Linked DNA regions of Homo sapiens: all the other regions are linked to region 3. A link is a loop called in an ENCODE intact Hi-C map of the cell type or tissue named here. Cell type or tissue: Calu3. All regions are shown on one strand.

The links. A loop is a pair of places that touch in the nucleus more often than their neighbours do. Peaks named below come from ENCODE experiments on the same cell type or tissue, not always from the same donor. Only the 100,000 strongest peaks of a DNase experiment are listed, where the experiment ranks them.
Region 1: it touches region 3 in a loop (9-fold over the local background); 13 of 110 quality-filtered maps call a loop at or near these places.
Region 2: a loop joins it to region 3, with 6 times the contacts of the local background. A loop is called at or near these places in 38 of 110 quality-filtered maps.

The regions. Positions count from the first base shown.
Region 1 is chr7:106,161,501-106,164,000 of GRCh38, reverse strand. No RefSeq gene overlaps it. Among named protein-coding and RNA genes, the nearest start is that of SYPL1, 50 kb to the right of the region's middle. In Calu3, no CTCF peak of the experiment used is centred here; no DNase peak of the experiment used is centred here.
Region 2 is chr7:106,008,574-106,011,073 of GRCh38, reverse strand. The region is part of intron 8 of CDHR3 (cadherin related family member 3); the gene reads right to left. Among named protein-coding and RNA genes, the nearest start is that of CDHR3, 47 kb to the right of the region's middle. RefSeq lists a silencer at 1,324-1,513. In Calu3, a CTCF peak has its summit at 1,406 (motif pointing right); a DNase peak (open chromatin) is centred at 1,423.
Region 3 is chr7:105,934,079-105,936,578 of GRCh38, reverse strand. No RefSeq gene overlaps it. Among named protein-coding and RNA genes, the nearest start is that of CDHR3, 28 kb to the left of the region's middle. In Calu3, no CTCF peak of the experiment used is centred here; DNase peaks (open chromatin) are centred at 1,148 and 1,808.

The DNA of each region.
Region 1 (2,500 bases), 230 kb before region 3:
TCCTTTTACTATCATAATGTCTGCAGCATCTGTTGTTTTATTTCCCTTTTCATTCCTATCATTGTTATTTACATCTTTTCTCTTTTTTATGGGATAATTTTGCCTGAAGTCTATTTTATTGCTATTTTTCTATGAACCAGTTCTTGGTTTTGTTGATCTTCTCTACTGTGTCTTTCTTTTCTATGTCAATATTGTGCTCTTATTATTTCTAAACTGCTCTTTTTCTTTGGGAATGATACACCAGGTTTATTCTTACATTTTTTAAGTTGGAATCTTAGCTCATTGATGTGGAGCCTTTCTTTTCTGATATAACCACTTAAACTATCCATTTCTGGGTGTCATTTTAGCTGTACCTCACAAGTTTTGATATGTTGTATTTTATTGTTCAATTTTTAAAATATTTACATCAGAATTTTTTCCTTTGACCCATGAGGGGTGATGGATTTGGTAAACTGGCATTTATCCTCTTTCTACAAACCTCTTTATACACTACAGAAGTACTACAGAGTCCAAAAAGTGAAAAACTTCATATGTCAGACTCCCTTGCAGCTACAGTTCTGAATGTGAATTAGGTTCCTCCATTCAACACACCTACACATGATTTGAAAGGAGGAACAGAAGTAAATGCCCTCTTCCTGCTGACAGGCAAGGTCATGGAATGTTTTGTTTTTCTTCCATAGCACTCCTGTGTCTAGTCTCTCTGGGTTTTTTAAGAGTTGGTTTTGATGGTGGCAGCACTGAACTCAGAGTTCTCATGTTCAGGCACTGGCTTTGTGGGTATGTGGCAGCTGTGATGGCAGCAGGGGCTGCTTCCTGATCCCTGGGCTATGACCTGAATGTTCACATCCGAATGTTCATATCCCCTGATATCTATCCTCTAAAGCAAGTGTTAAGAGGTGGGAGTCTTTGGGAGGTGACTATGCCATAAGGACTCCACCCTCACAGATGGGATTAGTGCCCTTAAAAAAGGCTTGCCAGGCGCAGCAGCTCACACCTGTAATCCCAGCACTTTGGGAGGCTGAGGCAGGAGGATTACTTGAGCCCAGGAGTTCGAAACCAGCCTGGGCAACACAGTAAAATCCTGTCTTTACAAAATAGAAAAATTAGCTGGGCGTGGTAGTGTGCTCCTGTAGTCCCAGCTACTTGGGAGGTGGAGGTGGGAAGATAGCTTGAGTCCAGGAGGTTGAGGCTGCAGTGAGCTGTGATCATGCCAGCACACTCCAGCCCAGGCAATAGAGTGAGACCCCCATCTCAAAAAAAAAAAAAGAAAAAGAAGTAAAAAGAAAAGAGGGTTCCACCATATGAGGACACAATGTGAAGGCGCCACTTATGAAACAGGCCCTCACCAGACACACATTCTTCTGGTGCTTTGACCTTGGGTTTCCCAGCCTCCAGAACTGTGAGCAACAAATTTATATTGTTTATAAATTGCCCAATATAATGTACTTTGTGATAGCAGCCCAAACAGACTGAGATGCCTGGATCACGGTCCAGTGGCCTGTTCAACTCAACAGTTCCCAGTGGCACGACAGCTGCCACAGGAAACCTGCACAGTGCCCTGGTTCCCACCCTCCCACCCTGGCAGAGTCCAGGGCAGTGCCCTTGGGATATTGTTCTGGGTACCATCTCCATAAACCCCACCTAAAGTTCAATTATCCATGCCTTCCAACAGTTTTGTAATCACCTGATTCCTAGTATGAAGACCTTTTCTGCTCAAAATAGCTATGGTGATTTTTTGATTTGAGTACTGAATGATACAGAGGATTTTTTTAGTTTTAGATATTTATATCTCACAATTGGATTGTTGTCAGAGAATATGTTCTATATGGTACTGAATTTCCAAAATTTGTAAAAGCTAGATTTGTGATCTAGCATGTGGATAATTTTATCAATATTTCTTATGTACCAGCAAAAGATGCATATTCTCCAACTGTTCCTGTAAGTTCTTTATACAATGCATGCTAATTGCGCTGTTCAAATCTCCTATATCCCATTGATTTTTGTCTGCTTAATCCAAAACTTACTGAGAGCAATGTGTTAAAATTTTGTACTATAATGATGGATTTGTCACTTTCTCCTAGATTTGTCGTTTTGCTTAAAATATTGTGATACTGTGTTATTAGATACATACAAGTTTAGAATTGTTATAACTTTCCAGTAAAGTCTATCTTTAATTATTTTGAAGTTACCAGCTTTTCTATCCTTTGACTTTGCACCTTTTTTGTATCCTTATGTCTCATTTAATGGCATAATTTTATTTAAATTCAATCTGACATTCTTTACCTTGTACCTGAATTGTGGTCCATTTACCTTTGTTGGGATTAAAGGTAAGTTTCAATTTATTTTTACCATCTTAATTTTCTACAGATCCCTATTGTAGATTACTGAGTGTGGGTTTCTACTGATCTACTGATTGTTCTTCTCTTTCTCTATCCTTCCTGTTTTACCCCCAGATGTTTTAAGATGCATATTCTTATAAAGACTAAAGTTAATCAATATC
Region 2 (2,500 bases), 74 kb before region 3:
TAACCATGAGAGCATAACTGACCATCGGCCTCAGCTGCTGGGCTCTGAAATCCATCACTGTGTTTGTGGTGAGGCCACGTACCAACAACTGGTCATGGCAAAGATACTAAGGCTCATTCCTGTCCTATGTCAGTTGACACTGGCTCCAGGACCCCCAATGCCCTAGCTGAACACTCCTTAACTGCATGGCAGCCTAGAATATGTCCAACTACCTTTTCTCCCTCTTTCCTTCACTCAGATCAGCCTTGCATCATGATCTGATGACTTGCCCAGCCTTGTCCATCTCTCTCCCCATTTTCTGCCACAGGCATCTCCCCTAATAATAGCCTTGCACATTTAATCCCATCTTAGCATCTGGTTCTTGGAGCATACACTTCTCTCTGCAACCAAACTCTGTTCCCTTCTTTGTTCCACATCCTCTTTTCATGGCAGATAAAATCAGCTCTGGGCTCAGTGCATACGGAGCAAAGTCTGACAGCAAGAATGGTCATGGGCCACTGAGGATAACAGGTTTGCTTGCTGGAGCGTGTAATGGAGTCTCCACGATGCCTCATTGGCAAAGATCACCTCTGTATTTCAGCAGGATTGGAGTCTGAACATTCCTGCCTTGATTGCACAATGTCATGGTTTCATTCATAGGGACTTAGAAGAGACACCACTTATTAAACACCAACTGCATGCTGTATCATACCAAGCACTTTAAAAACACTATCTCTAATTTCCTCATCTCAGAGAGGTTTGTATTCTTGTCCCCACTGCACAGGGGAAGAAAGAGTGGTTCCGAGCATTTTCAAGGCCTGTCCAGGAAAGTGGATGTATCCAGACTTGATCCTCTGCAGTGTTAGAGTCACTGTAAACTTTAACTTCCATGCATAAGTATCCAGGCTCACAGATGGTTTGGGGATCTAAGCCTTGATTTCAACTCTGCAGAAGCCAGGAGATTGCATCATTTAAAGAATCCAAGGTCCCGAAGCCAGACATTTCAGGCACTCCAACAGAGGCCTCCTCACTTGGCCCTCCAGGGCTGCTTGGCCTGTTCTCTCATTCGTCCCTGACAGTTGGTATTCTTCCCCTAAACGCCTAACTTGGAAAGCCACTCCCCTCATTCAGCAATCCCTGCCTCAAAAGCGAGCTGCCCTCGCTCCCAGCCATCAGACCATGTTTCTCTCCCCATGCAAAGTTGACTGTGTCCAGCCCATTCTGAATCAGCCAAACTGCTCCGCCTCTTGCTCACAAACAGCTTGCAAAGCGCTTTCACTGAATCGCCTGACAATTTACAACCAGAGCGGGGGTTGTCACGTGCCTCGGATGCCTCCGTCGGGCCCTGGGCTCATTCATCATCAGCCTGGGAAAGCCTCAGGGGCCACGGTACGAAAGGCTGGGAGCCTGCAGGAGCCCGCGCGGGCAGCAGGGGGCGCCCGCCTCCTCCACGCCGCCCTCCTCCCTGCGGGAGCACAGCACACCGCCTCCAGCAGCCGCGCTGACCTCACCCGCTCTGCCACCTGCTCTCAAGAACTCCACAGCAGAGACCGCGCCCACAGCCTCCAAGGAAGGAACAAACATTCAAGAGCAAGTGTCAGAGACTGTGGCAGAACCATGCCATTGTCACTTTGTTCTGTTTTGACCTGCTTGCGTGCTTGGCTTTGACATAGTTGGACTGGAGAAGGTATAAGGCTGGGAGGATGGCGGGTGCTGCAGGTCAGGGCTTCTCAGCCCTCTCCGCACCCGCCCTTATGCAGCCTTGGGACGCGAGGCTGGGCTTTAGGCTGAAGACCTCCGCCCCTGGAACTGCAGAGGAGGGGTCCCTTTCGTTGCCCTTCCTCACATCTTGGCGTTCATAGGGTGGCTGAGAGTTCCTCCCGCTAGAAGAGCCCAAAGAGGGAACTTGAGCCTTGGTTAGATTATCTTCAGTAATAAATGCAGTTAGTCCAGCTACGGATTTCACATTGGCCTTCAGGGCTAATCTGGAGGGAAGATTATCAAGTGCAGGACTCTGTTTGGTCTTGCCTGGACAGTCTAGGATATTCGAATTGCAGTTTCACCAGCTAATATGGAACACAGTCTGCAAACTGTCCTCCCATACTCCAGGGGACTCTGGACTGCAGGAAGCCAAATATACAATTAACAGATATGCACTGAAGAGAGAAAATGGACAAGGAAGATTTGAGACAGCACAGCCCTCTCCAGGCATTCTCACTTCTTAACCTTCACCCCCTACCTCTTAGGGCAGAGGAACAAGGAAGAGCAGGAGGGCAGAAGAGGGCAGGAGCTTCCCAGGATGTACTGGAACCACCCAAGAGTTCTAGCACAGATTTAAAATGTCAAAGAAAGTGTAAGTGTGATGCTGCAAATTGTCTCCACTCCATCCCCTGGGCCCAGACATCTCTCAATTTATGCACGTAAAGGTGTGGAAGTCACAATCCTAACTACCCATGCAGCTGTCCCCACCCATCTAATGGACTTGTAGGGCTTAGGTTGGGATAGGAACCTACTACATGCT
Region 3 (2,500 bases):
CATCTTAGTATCTGTCTCAGTATCTGCTTCCAGAGAACCTAAGTGGCTGGGAAGTCCAAGATTAAGGCACCAGCAGATTCAGTACCTGGAGAAGGCTGATCTATGTTTCCAAGATGGTGCCTCTTCCTCTGTGCTCACATGGTGGAAGGGATGGAGGATGGGTCAGCAGCTCTCTGAAGCCTCTTTTATAAGGGCATTAATTCAGTTCACAAGGGTGGAGCCATCAGGACTTAATCACTTCCCCAAAGGCCCACCTCTTAATACCATCACCTTGGAGTGTAAATTTTAACTTACAAATTTTGGAGGCACACATACATACATTCAAACCATAGAAATTATTTATCTCAATCTTTCAACAATGATTTTCAACTAAAAAGAACTTAAGAGTGGTGCATCATGACCAAGTTGACTTAGGTCAGTTCACTATAATGGTGATACGTGGTTTAGTTTTAGCTGAGGGACTCTTACGTGACTCACCCCCTCATCTCATTCGAGTCTGTCTGTTCAAATGTCATCTCTTCCAAGCAGCCTTCCCTAATGAATCTAACTAATCAAAGGACACACACACACACACACACACACACACACACACACACACACACCATTACTTGTCACTGTGCCTGAATCCTGCTTTACTTTTTGTATTATCAAACCTAAGTTATATTTATTAATTTGTTTATTTGTTTCTGTTTCTTTCCTCCACCAGCATGTAAGCCTTATAAGGGCAGGTACCTTGTGCAGTGCTGTATTCCTAGAGCCTGAAAGCATGCTGGACACATGTCAGAAGTTAATTGTTATCTGTTGATTGAGTACATGAATGCAACTATGCAAAAAAATCTACCTCTGTCAAGTGGCAGCTATGGAGCACTGGGGCTTTAAGGCATCTACAGAAGTGGCCAGCAGTCAAATTTGGGTCCTATAACTCTGCTTGGTGGCCCTCTTCCCCTTGACATTCCCACCCTCTTGACCACCTTGATTCCTGTTCTTTCACGTAAGTTCAATTCATGATCACCAAGAAACAGTTCATCTGACCAGCCCGATTACATAAGTTCAGCAAATGTTTGTTTCTGTGTCAAGTGCCAGGTTTTGACTCTCCATGGGTCACTGGTGCCTCAAGAGGAACACTTCAATATGATGACAGGTGACTAATTAAAAGGGCAGGGCCTGGGAGTGGGGCTGGTTACTAAGCAGAAAGCGCATGCTAAATCAATTGACAATGCAAACACAACTCCGGAGTAGATTTTCAGTTCACATAGAACAATACTATTTTCAAATATTGCTTAAGTAGATAAGAAGCAACTACTTATCTACCAAAAGCAGTGATATGCGGATACAAACCATTCTTATCTATTCATTAAAGCAATTCTCCTGAGTTTCTATACTGGGCAGCAGTTTGTTAATCTAGCTGTAGCATATATTTGAAAAAACATTGAAAGGATGTATATCGCTAACTAGATCTCTCCTCCCAGAATTAGTCTGAATGAGGGTTTAATTTTCAGCACCAATGAAAACAATACCCACATGAGTGAGTCAATTGTGGTAGTGGTGGTGGTGATAGTGGTGGTGGTGACGATGGCCATGGTTGTAGCAGTGGTGTTGGTGGTAGTGGTAGAAATAGCACCACTAGCCTCTTACTATGGGCCGAGCTCTGAGAGAGAGACTGTTAGGACCTCTCGTCCACCAGATCTAGCTTCAGTCTTCTCCTCCACACAAGCTTGAGTTTCATAAAATGTGTTGGGATTAGCAACTGTGCACTGTTGACCTTGTGTCCACAGGGCCTTGCCAAGTTTAGATTTGGAGAAATGTTGCCATCTAGTGCCCCACAGGAGTCTTCACTGTTCAAGCAGCCAAGCCAGTCTCCCTCTGCTTAGCTCCCCCATCTCCCTCCCAGGTAAGAGGCCAGACACGCTGCAGGCCAGAAACGGTGAGTTTGCCCCTTACCTATAGCGGAAACCACAGAAATGTCTCCAGAGATTGTTTTGGTTTTATTTTTTAAATTCCTTTTCTCTTTACAAAATGTACAAATAGAAAGAGCTAGACAGGGGCAAAGAAACAGCAATACAATTAAGAGTTGGTAATGAGTTAACATTTGCCATGTCTAGCAAAACTCAGTGAGGAATGGGAGAAAGATGTTCAGGAGAGCTCCAGATACAGTAGTGAAGTATGTGAAGAGGGCCATTGACATGCACTTCATTGGCACTTTGGGTCACCTCCAGGTGATCCACCTGGATTTTTTCCTCAGCACAGCAAGCACTGTAGACTTTCTCACATTCACCCATCTAAAGCCCTCAGTCTGTTCTCTCAAGCTCATCCTCTTGGCTTTCCGCAGTAACAGCTAACTAAACCCATCAGCTCCTTTGTGCTCTGGGTGTCTTGACCCTCCTCTGTCAGGTAGAAGAGGGATGTTTTCAGTGGAAACTATCAAAGACTGAACAACGATTAGTTATTCTATAAAGGGGCAAGTGGCAAGCCAGGTGGGGAGGGGAGATGCTTAGGGCAG